Linked DNA regions of Homo sapiens: region 1 is linked to region 2. A link is an interaction called in ENCODE POLR2A ChIA-PET data of the cell type or tissue named here. Cell type or tissue: OCI-LY7. All regions are shown on one strand. Each heading gives the region's core, and the rest is flanking DNA. Links, peaks and the distances in the headings are about the cores only.

Region 1 (5,941 bases), core at 1,056-5,055, 230 kb before region 2:
CTGGGTTTTCCTGCCACAAATCCTTTATTCTTCCTCAGGCTCTGCGGCTTTGATGACTGGACATCCCTGTGTCTCTTTCTCGAACTCCTGAAAAACAGCTCCTTCATAAGGATTGGCGTAGAGATAAGATGCAGATTTTTTTTCACCACCAATTACAGAATAATGTGCCCCAGACATATTTCAGAGTCCAGGGTATTATTCATACTGAAACTGATATATAATGTAACTGTTCTGTTTTTGAACTGTTCTTTATTTTATTGTCTTTGTGTATATGAATGTGCTTATGTTCCATGCCATAGCTGTAATTATCATAATTAATTAGGCCCATACTAGGAGCGTCCTCTTTTTAAAGAAAGGCAGCAATTTTGTTTGCCCTGCTTGGCATAACTCATAGCAGACACTATATGTAAGAGAAGGCATAACTCATGACGCTATGTGTAAGAGAAGCTATATGTAAGAAAGCCTATATATAAGAGAATAATTATAATCATTGCAAATGGTAACAAATACAATTTGCAATAAGTCCACATTTTGGTGGTTTTTATCACCTCCAAAAGGCCTGAACCAATACCTTTCATGTCATTCTCAGAGAGTATTCACAGAACTGCTAGGATGTTCTACCACTGATCCATGTCAAGTCTGCCAGCTGGCCTACTCCCTTTTACATGCAGATCTAGGTAAGACCCTCTCCCATCAACTGGGAAACACCTAGAATGGAATATATAAAAGGCCCCCACTCAAATATCACTGCCGCAACTAAAAACTATGAATCTAATTGCTTCTATACTCAGCTCCCTCTTTTTTGGTTCTCTCTCTTCCTCTACCTCCTTAAGTTCTCTCTCTCTCTTTCTCTTTCTCTCTCTCTGTCTCTCTCTTCCACTGTATTATAAATCTTGAGGGAAGCTTTTTCACCCCCTTTTCCCTATTCTGCCTTCTCCTGCCCGCACCTCTATTACAGGAGGCCACCTTTACACAAAGCTCACTGCTGATGGTAATCTTGAAACATTCCCTCTGGGACACTCATAATCTCCCAGTTTTCCTTTTTCCTCTTTTTCTTTGGATATTGCTACTCAGTGTCGTTTGCTGGCTTCTCCTCCTCCTAAACCAAAAAATTAACTGTCAGTGTTCTTCAGGAATTGGTCCTACATCAATTTTTGTTTTTTTATTTTATTTTATTTTATTATTATTATACTTTAAGTTTTAGGGTACGTGTGCTCAATGTGCAGGTTAGGTACATATGTATACATGTGCCATGCTGGTGTGCTGCACCCAATAACTCGTCATTTAGCATTAGGTATATCTCCTAATGCTATCCCTCCCCCCTCTTCCCACCCCACAACAGTCCCCAGTGTGTGATGTTCCCCTTCCCGTGTCCATGTGTTCTCATCGTTCAATTCCCACCTATGGGTGAGAACATGCGGTGTTTGGTTTTTTGTCCTTGCGATAGTTTGCTGAGGATGATGGTTTCCAGCTTCATCCATGTCCCTACAAAGGACATGAACTCATCATTTTTTATGGCTGCATAGTATTCCATGGTGTATATGTGCCACATTTTCTTAATCCAGTCTATCATTGTTGGACATTTAGGTTGGTTCCAAGTCTTTGCTATTGTGAATAGTGCCGCAATAAACATACATGTGCATGTGTCTTTATAGCAGCATGATTTATAGTCCTTTGGGTATATACCCAGTAATGGGATGGCTGGGTCAAATGGTATTTCTAGTTCTAGATCCCTGAGGAATCGCCACAATGACTTCCCCAATGGTTGAACTAGTTTATAGTCCCACCAACAGTGTAAAAGTGTTCCTATTTCTCCAGATCCTCTCCAGCACCTGTTGTTTCCTGACTTTTTAATGATTGCCATTTGAACTGGTGTGAGATGGTATCTCATTGTGGTTTTGATTTGCATTTCTCTGATGGCCAGTGATGGTGAGCATTTTTTCATGTGTTTTTTGGCTGCATAAATGTCTTCTTTTGAGAAGTGTCTGTTCATGTCCTTCACCCACTTTTTGATGGGGTTGTTTGTTTTTTTCTTGTAAATTTGTTTGAGTTCACTGTAGATTCTGGATATTAGCCCTTTGTCAGATGAGTAGGTTGTGAAAATTTTCTTCCATTTTGTGGGTTGCCTGTTCACTCTGATTCTTTTGCTGTGCAGAAGCTCTTTAGTTTAATTAGATCCCATTTGTCAATTTTGGCTTTTGTTGACATTGCTTTTGGTGTTTTAGACATGAAGTGGTCCTAGGTCAGTTTTTATCTATGTGCATTCTCTCCCTAGGTGATCTCATCCAATTTTATTGCTTTACATAATATCTATATCCGAATAATGCCCAAATATACATCTTTCTTCTAGACCTCTTCACTGAACTCCAGATTCATGTAACTGACTATTTACTTGGCATCTCCACTTGGTGGTCTCATAGCAACTCAGACTCGATGTGCCCCAAATGGAACACATGATTTTAGTGCTGAGCTCTTCTCCCCACCCCTTTCTTGCCCTAAACTGCAAGCCTGCTCCTCCCTTGTCTTACCCAGAATGCCACCACTATTTATTAGTTGCATAAGCTACCTGAAAAACATTTTGAATGTACTTTCAGAATGTTTTTAGAATCCATTCATCTTTTTCCATCTCCAATGTGATGGTATTGTCTTTCACCAGACATTTCTTAGAGAGGTAAATCAGCTATCAGATATCTTTTTAAAATCTTTCAAAAGGTTTTCATTGCAATTAGAATCAATTCTAAAAGACTTACCATGGTTAATGTTTAGGGTCCAACATTAACTGGTATCAACTGATCTCTCTAACCTCATTTTTTCCTTGTGCCATTTCCCCTCACTACCCAGCACCTAGCCACATTGGCCTTCTTTCGGTTCCTACAACAAGCAGACCTCTTTCCCTAGAGTCTTCAGTGTGCTTTCTCTTCTACTTGGGACGTTCTGTGAAGGTTCTCAGTTCCTTCTTAGCTTTAGAACTCAGCTATTGGAGCAGTCTTCCCTGACCACCATCTCAAAGCCAGATCTCTGCTATCTTTCTCTTTCATAGCAACTTGTTTATCACCCTCATTGTAATTATTGCAAACTGTAATCACTTAATTATTTATGTACACTTTTGAAATTAGATGAGATTTTTAAAAGGTGTCTGATAGATGATTTACCTCTTTAAGAAATGTCTGGTGAAAGGCAATACTATTGTATATTATAGCAACCTGTTTATCACCCTTATTGTAATTATTGCAATCTGTAATCACTTAATTATTGATATACACTTTTGTTTGACTCTCCCACTAGACAACAAGCTCCGTGAAGACAGCATTGTGTGCCTGATTCACTGTGGGATCACCAGTGCCTATTATAATGGCTGGCACATAATGGGCACTCAGTCAATGTTTGACAAATACGTGAAATATATTCACTTATATTGCAACCCTTAGCACTGGCTACAAATTAGAATGACTCCAGAGAGCTTAAGGTAAAATAGCAGTGCCCAAGCCCTACCCCACCAGAGACTATAATTTAATTAGTGTTGTGTGAGACCTGAGATCAGTAGTTTTAGAAAGTTCTTCAGATGATTCTAATGTACAGTCAAAGAAGCGAATCACTGCCCAAAATGAACTATGGGGGATGATGAAGGTATTACTAAAAACCTTGGGAAAAAGACTTCTCAGCATCAATTTATAAATGACAAGATGAGAAAGAGCAAATTGGCTGACTTGCATGGGTTTCATGCAACAATATTACATGGAGAATGCTGAGGAATACGAGCTAAACTGGAGGTTATGAGAGTGGAAGAAATGTCTGGTTCAAGAGGCAACAGAATATGAAGCCATAAGTATGAGCCAGCTGTGTGACTGAAGCCTTTGCTGGCCTGGTCCAATGGGTTGCTTTCTTTCCTTTTCTACCTGCAGGGTCTGGCATGCACCACATCGGGAGACATAAGGAGATGCCCATAGCAGTACTCTGGGCAGTGTGGAAAGGTCCAGATAGACAATTGGGAGGACTTCTTTTCCCTTCCCTTCCCTTTCCCCTTTCTACATGCCCCAGGATGCCAAGTCTTGGGTGCCCATCCAGCAGGGAAGTAGACAGTTGAAGAAATGACCATAGAATGACTTCAGCACAAGGAGCGGGGAAGCTTAGGGAACCTGAATGTGAGTAGGGAGGAGAAAAAGAGAAAAGAGGTCCAAGGAGGAAAGCATTTTTCTTCTCTGCTGACAGTGAGCACTGCCACCTGGGCAGCACACATTGGCAAGAGAAACAAGGGAAGAGAACCAGTCAGTGGAAGAGAGCTGACTTCTGGGGTCTCTTAATGGAATGTGACTCGTACGTGAAATAAAGGACCCCAATACAGTCTCTGGCCTCTGAGTGTGTGACGCATTGGCTCACACTTAGAATGTTTGGGATAAGGGCTACAAACCTACCCTTACACAATTGGGTCTTAGAGCCAGGGTCTGCATGGACATTACAACTGTGAATAAACACCTTCCAAAGTTCCAAGGGCTTCTGGGTACCATATGAGATTTAAGGGGAATGAGGAAGTCTGTGATTCCAAAGTGACCTGTTTATCCCCAGAGGTCACAAACTGCCAGTCCATCTGACCCTCAAACATGTTTTATTGTTGTAACGGTTTTTTTTTTAGTTATTGAACATTTTGATATTTCAAAATAAGTATTGGGGGCTTAGAAAAACACTGGGTGATCTAAAAACACTGGCCTTTATCCTCTGCAAGACACAGATCTGGAGCTGGCTCCTTCCCTTCCTTTCTCCCCTTCTCTTCCTTCCCTGATTCACAAACCTTTATTGAGCCCATGTTTTTACAACAAATTTGAAGGTGGGTGAGACAGAATAGAATGCAGGCACAGGTCCTGATCATTCCTGCATATATTTGTGTGCTCAGGTTCTCCTTGCATTAGGCCTGGCCAAAGGCAGAGATAGGATCTGGGATTTGGATTAAATTCTGTATTCTCTGAGTCATCTTGCTTTTCAAATGCTGTTAGTTTGGTCGTCTGTCAGAACTGTCAAATAATTTGTCTTCCAAGTGCGCTGTTCTTCAGAATTTCATTCAGAAGCTGGAGCGCTAGACGGCTGTTGCTGCTAATGAGCTGTTGTGTCTCACCTTCACTCCAGCTTTGCTTTTCTCTGCTTTATGATGCCAGGTCAAGACTCCCCAAACTAGTTCTGCCTTTTCAGCTGTTTTCTGTCAAACATGAGCACCAGGGGGAGAGAGAAGACGAGAAAAGAAAAGGGAGAAAGGCCCACACCTTCCACTTCACTTGTAGTTCTCCCTGGTGGCAGCAACTGGGGAGTTTCCAGCCCTTTCCCACACCCAGAAACCCCTCATGGTGTCCCAGTGCCAAGTCCTCAAGGTCTGAGACACAATGCTCTGGGGCCTCTCCTCAAGATTCTAGGTTCTGGCAATGCCAAACTCTTTTGTTGGTTCCCCCAAGCCCTAGGGGTGGTAGCTGCTTTCTGACATTACCATCTTGGAGTTACCTCGGAGTCTCTTTTTGTTTGTCAGTCCACCAACACCTGTTGAACCAACTACCTGTAGTTCAAACTTGAGCCAGCCTCAGAATCTCCTGAAGGGAGATTGTTAAAATACAGATGGCCATCTTCCCCCAGACCCCCAAGTTTCTGATTCAGTGGGTCTGGGGTAGGGCCTGAGAATTTGCTGCTTTATCAGGTTTCCAGATGATGCAGACGCTGCTCATCTGGGAACTCCAGTTTGAGAACCACTGCTTTACATTCCTTCTGTTAAAATTCTGTGTAATGGTCATCAGTAAAACAGCACACCACCCGGATCCACCTGTTTGGTTTTGGATGTTTGGTGAGCAGAAGTAATCCCAACTCTCTCTTCTCATCTGGACTTTCACATGTGATTGAATCACTTTCTCATTCAGTCTGCCCACACCCTGAGCCTGTGCTCTTGGCTCTTCAGCTCTGATTGCAA
Region 2 (5,941 bases), core at 1,043-5,042:
AGGATTCAGAGAGGTGCGTGCCACCAGAGGGCGACATGTGCTCAGGACTGAGAGTCCTGGAGGCTCTAGGCACGCACATTTCTGGAAGGGCCATCAGTGTTGCCCCATTTAGCAGTAATTATTTTGAATGTTGACTCAACTTCAGAAAGACTTGATGAAAACTACGTTTTCAACCCATAATTCAGATTGGTCACCTTTTCTTAATAGTCTGGCAAAAAGGATAACAAAATAGATGGATCCTTCTGTAATACTTAACATTAAATTATTATTAGTATTTTTCCAAGACAGTCTCAGTCTGTTGCCCAGGCTAGAGTGCAGTGGTACTGTCTTGGCTCCCTGCAACCTCTGCCTCTCAGGTTCAAACAATTTTCATGCCTCAGCCTCCCCAGTAGCTGGGATTATAGGTACATACTACTGTGTCCAGCTAATTTTTCTATTTGTAGTCAGGCTGGTCTCAAACTCCTTGCCTCAAGTGATCCATCTGCCTTGGACTCTCAAAGTGCTGGGAGGTGTGAGCCAGTGTGCCTGGACTAAATTAATTTTTAAAATATGTCGTTGGTATCTGTATGTATGGTATATGCATCAAGGTATATATGTATATGTAATCAAGTTTTATCTCTCTATTTACTCCTTAACAGGGGTTACTGTTTTCTTTTTCTTTGTTTTTTTTTTTTTTTGTTTTTTTTTTTTTGAGACGGAGTCTCTGTCTGTCTCCCAGGCTGGAGTGCAGTGGCGTGATCTTGGCTCACTGCAACCTCCACTTCCTGGGTTCAAGCAATTCTCCTGCCTCAGCCTTCCAAGTAGCTGGAATTACAGGTGCCCTGCCGTCACGCCCGGTTAATATTTTTATATTTTTAGTATAGATTGGGTTTCACCATGTTGGCCAGGCTGGTCTCTAATTCTTGGCCTCAAGTGATCCACCCGCCTTGGCCTCCTAAAGTGCTGGGATTACAGGCATGAGCCACCGTGCCCAGCCCTGTTTTCTTGACTGCAGAGTCACTTTGCGTATTTCTGGAATTCATGCATGTGCTGCAGCATCATGTTAACTGATCAGCTGGTGATCTTGAGTAAGTTACTCAAGGCTTTGTGCAATAGTGCCCTTCCTGGTTAAGTAGGCATAGAGTACTTGCCCTTTTTTTCTCTAAGGAAACATGAACACTTTGAGAATTATAAGGCACTATACAAATATGTTTTAAAAATTGTTAACAATAATAATATAGCAATTATTAGTATTATACTGGAAGAACTAATGTGATGATGCTGTTCTCTGATAAGGAGTTACGTGTGGTTAGGATTCAGAAATTGGTCTCACTTCTTTAAAATATACTTCCCCTTTTTTGTTTTCATAATTCATTCAGGATTTAGATAGCACGATAGATAAAACATGATCAACTTCTGTAGTTGCAATAGGTTGGAGGTTTGCTGTTACTAGAAGTCGTGTCTAGGTAGGCCTAGGCCCCAGGTTGCATAGCCTGCTTCTTCACATCTGTTGGGAAAACCTGAATTTCACCCTCCTTGATTCCTTAATTCCCTTTTCTCTGGAACTGCGACAGGGAAATGCAGTCCTCTCTACTTCCTTGTAGGGAGGGGAGAACTTCTGTCTAAATGGGAGAAGTTTGTGTGTGTAATCAGTTTCAGTATTGGTGAAAGCCTGTTGAAAACTGCAGTGCATGGGATGAAGGCATCCGAGGCCTGGGCCCTGCCTTGTGGTTGGACTGTGGTCATGAGAGTGGGAGTAGGAGCTGATTCTGTGCCCACATTGGGGTGTGCCAGGCTATGTGGTGTGCCTTCACTGATTCCACATGGAATGCACTATTTCTTTTTTTCTTTTTCTTTTTTTTTTTTTTTTGAGATGGAGTCTTGCTCTGTCACCTAGGCTGGAGTGCAGTGGCGTGATCTTGGCTCACTGTAACCTCTGCCTCCTGAGTTCAAGCCATTCTCTGCCTCAGCCTCCCGAGTAGCTGGGATTAATAGGCGCCTGCCACCATGCCCGGCTAATTTTTCTATTTTTAGTAGAGATGGGGTTTCACCATGTTGGCCAGGCTGTTCTTGAACTCTTGACCTCGTGATCCACCCACCTCAGCCTCCCAAAGTGCTAGAATTACAGGCGTGAGCCACTGCACCTGGCCTGGAATGTGCTAATTCTTTACTCTCCCTCCCTGTTGCCCTTTACCGCCCCATTTCCTTGGCCACTGTTTCTGTGTCTGGGCTTTTGGGTATAATGGCAAGGGAGGTGAAAATAAAAATCTCAAAAACCTGAGTGTTTCCTTATTCTAGATCTGTGCTGCTTAGTTTTCCATTCAGAGTAGTGTGAGATATAAAGATGGTAATACTGAGGTCAGGGCTCATGTCCCACAGTGGCCAGGCAGGTAGTGGGAATGAGTCGGGGGATGCTATGTATAAGGCAGCCTGGAGGTGGTGGGGGTTGAGGTGTCTGGGAAGTGGGCAGACCCTGTCTGAAGAGGGAAGCCTCTCAAATTCTTAGATTCTGCTTGGGATCCACTGTTCCCTGATCATCCAACATTTCAAGAGAAGCTGGATGTCAAGATCTGCATGTAAACTTTCCTGATTTTAAAATACTGTGCAGCCAGGCAGTGTGTCTGCTGGCCATATTCACTCAGATGCTTGTCACTTTTCAATTCCTGGTACATGTCTTCTACAACATGTACTCACTTATTTGCTTGTTTAGTGTTTCAGAGCCATTTCTAGTCTGGGTGATGGAGGTGGCAAATCCTGACATCCACACAAAGGAGTCGTTATGTGGACAGTGGGACCCCTGGTTTCCACATGCTCACTGAGCCTGTCACTTGTGACCTCACCTCTGAGCAGCTGGAGGAGGAGTTGCTCTCTTTGCTTTTCAGAGGCCTCAGACCACTTCCTTCCTCTTGGCATCTCTCTGTTTGGGATGAGTGTGAGCACGGAGGCAGCTGCATCTTTAGGGTGCCTCAAGGACATGGATAGAAGGGACAGGCTAAAGGTGGCAGGAAGAGCTGCCTTTTCACTTCTCTCTTTGGGGGTCCCAGGAAGCCAGCTTTATCCTGAGTAATGAAAAGATGGAACCGGCTGCACTGGACAGAGTGTTCCTGCAGCAGCATGTGTGTTTCCTCCTTCCCTGCTGCTAAAACCACACACCCCAGACGGGGAAACTTACATATTTATTGTTTGGATTTGTTTTATGCTTAGACTATTCGTGCAGAATTCTTTGAAAGGTTGTGATGAGTTCATAGTGATGTTTTGAATGGCAAAGGCCCTAAGTTTAGAAAATGTGCTTTCCTCACCTGTGGCACAGAGTGTCCCAGGCCCAGCCAGGTTTGTATCAGTGCAGCTGGCGAACTCTGCTTCACCACCACGATCCAGAGGACAAAAGCTCGCTTTCTGTCAGTGCTGGGCTTGTTCCACATTTGTCTTCCTGCAAGCGTTTCCCTGGGGTCTATGTTTCTTCTTCTCCTCACCTTATGCACATTATCAGCCCCAAGTACCATGCATGGGGCCCAGGAGATGCTCAGTCGCATTTATTGAATTCATTTTTTAGACCTCATTAAAAAGCTACTCGGGCAGTGAACTGGAAGGGGAAGCACCCCTATAAGATTTGGCTTGGAAAGGTAGAGATGAATACAGTCATGGAATCTGTATATATCAGTCTTAGACGAATGCTTAGATTCAGATGTGGGAGAGAGTACGTGCAGGTAGAGGTAGGGGTGTGGCTGACAGGGGAGCTCTCTGCTGTGAAATCAGCAGTTTAGTGTATTTCTTTAGGGACATTGGACAATTCACGTATTTTTGATGAGTCTCAGTTTCCTCATTTTGTAAAATGGGCATGCTATTTCCTGACGATGTGAAAATGACATGAAATATTTGATTGATAAACCATTCAAATATTTATAGTTCCCAGCATGTAAATGGGTACTTAATAAACACTAGCTGCTATTATTACTGACTGATGTATATAGAGTTAGTTAAAAACTGCAGAATTGGAAGGAATATGATCAGAGACTCATAGTGGGCCCCTTGGGGCTACTGTGGGCACACACAGATACCCATCACGCAGTCTACTAATCATAAGGCACAGCCAGGATCTTTTGGGCTTTTTACATTTGCTGGTTTTCATGAAGTCTTTACTCTCTGTAGGGAGGCAGTTGGATGGCATTGATCCACTCAGGATGGGGTAGCTGCAGGACCATGTTGTAAAGGAAATCATGTTCATTTAAATGCTTAGGTTTTGTTGTTGTTTAAGGAAAAAAGTCAGTTTCTAAAACCAAGACTGCAGAAAGTCAAATAAGGCAAAAGTCAAGCAAGCAAGGAAAATGTGCATGGATGGCTTTCTGTTGAGATCCAGGTGTGCTGAATTTATGTTGTTGATGCTGATCACAGCCCAGCCAGAAGTGTATTGTGCTTCAGAAGCTAACACATTTCCTACTGGACACCCAAAGGAAGCGTTGCTAGTCTTTTACAACTAGTATTTTCTTATTTTTTGAAATAATGTGTTAGTAAAAGTTTGGTTTCTAGTAACATAGTTGGGAAAACAAAATTGTGTGTCCAGTTATTTAGACTTGCTGTCACTGAGAAGGGCCTGTCACACATTGTTTAGATTGGAGTGGGCCTCTTGATTTGTTTTTGAGTATTATGCGACTTTTTTTTTTTTTTAACTTTTTTGTGTGTGTTCTTTTTAGACAACGAGCCCTGTTTTAGTGTTATGTCATCTTATTTAGTTTTTCCCTGGCCTGTGAGATGCACGTTATTCTTTTTCTTACTTTCTCTTTTTAAAAAATCTTTTACTTTTTTGACAAGGCAACCAATGCTAGAGAGGATGAGAAATTGTTGAGGCTGATACCCAACTCATTGGTGGAAGAAAGGAATTGGAATCCTAAGTAGTTCCAATTAACAGTACAATCCAAATGGTACTCTTAACTAGTACGTTCTATTTCTTCTACTGTTTATTTAAAAAATGATTTTATTTCAGTGAACAATATAGCTGAAGTAACAAGTTTCAGATGTAATTTTGGAAAAAAGAGGAAGACACCTTTGTAATTGCCATGAACAATTTTCACCAACAATTTCCAAATATGAATATTGGTACATTTATGTGATGGAATAATCTATTAATTTTTAAAAGCTTGCTTGACAATTTTAACATAGTAAACAATATTTTAATTAGAAAATTCAAATCCTCAAGTTGAGCACGCTGGCCTTGGTAGGATACCATAGACTTTAGGCCAGTTCAGACCTGATTTTCAGTCTTCATTTTGCTCCCAAGTATTTGAGTGGCTTCAGATCTCCCTTAGTGTCAGTCTGTTTGTCTGTACAATGGCCTTACTAATAGAATCCACTTCGTGTAGTAGTACATGATAAGCACTTAGTAAATGCCAGTTGTTATGTTCTTGACTGGACAGCTTTTGGTTGTCAAGTGAGTAGAACAAAGCACCATCTTCTAGAAATTTGTAATTCCTTCTTATCTGTATGTTACTTTGATCTTCATAAAAGGCAAGCAGTAAAGTTTTTTGTACAGTGATGAATTTTGGAAATTACGCATAATATTTTAATTATAGCTTGAATATCCCTTACGTGAAATATTTGAGAGTAGAAGTGTTTAGGAGTTTAGACTTTTTTCAGATTTTGGAATATTTGCATTATATACTTACCAGTTGAGCACCCCAGTTTGAAAATCTGAAGTGTGAAATACTCCAGTGAGCATTTCCTTTGCGCATCAGGTTGGTCTTCAGAACATTTTGGATTTTGGAGCATTTCAGATTTTGGATTTTCAGATAGGGATGCTCAGTCTGTATTTTAAATATGAGAGACATGTACTTGTTAAGGACTTTTGGAGAGATTTTACTTTGAAATTATGGATCAGCCCCTGTATGACTTTCTGTTATGCAATTATGTATTTCTCACAACTCCTCTATTTTTTTCATTTGTATTACTTAAACGTTGACTGAAGATT

The links. ChIA-PET counts read pairs that join two places held together with the same protein. Peaks named below come from ENCODE experiments on the same cell type or tissue, not always from the same donor. Only the 100,000 strongest peaks of a DNase experiment are listed, where the experiment ranks them.
Region 1: POLR2A ChIA-PET joins it to region 2 with 6 read pairs; 2 of 35 experiments call an interaction of 5 or more read pairs at or near these places.

The regions. Positions count from the first base shown.
Region 1 is chr3:150,933,972-150,939,912 of GRCh38, forward strand. All of the region lies in intron 2 of CLRN1 (clarin 1), which reads right to left. Among named protein-coding and RNA genes, the nearest start is that of MINDY4B, 32 kb to the left of the region's middle. In OCI-LY7, for the core only: no CTCF peak of the experiment used is centred there; no DNase peak of the experiment used is centred there.
Region 2 is chr3:151,168,445-151,174,385 of GRCh38, forward strand. All of the region lies in intron 11 of MED12L (mediator complex subunit 12L), which reads left to right. Among named protein-coding and RNA genes, the nearest start is that of GPR171, 32 kb to the right of the region's middle. In OCI-LY7, for the core only: no CTCF peak of the experiment used is centred there; a DNase peak (open chromatin) is centred at 2,867.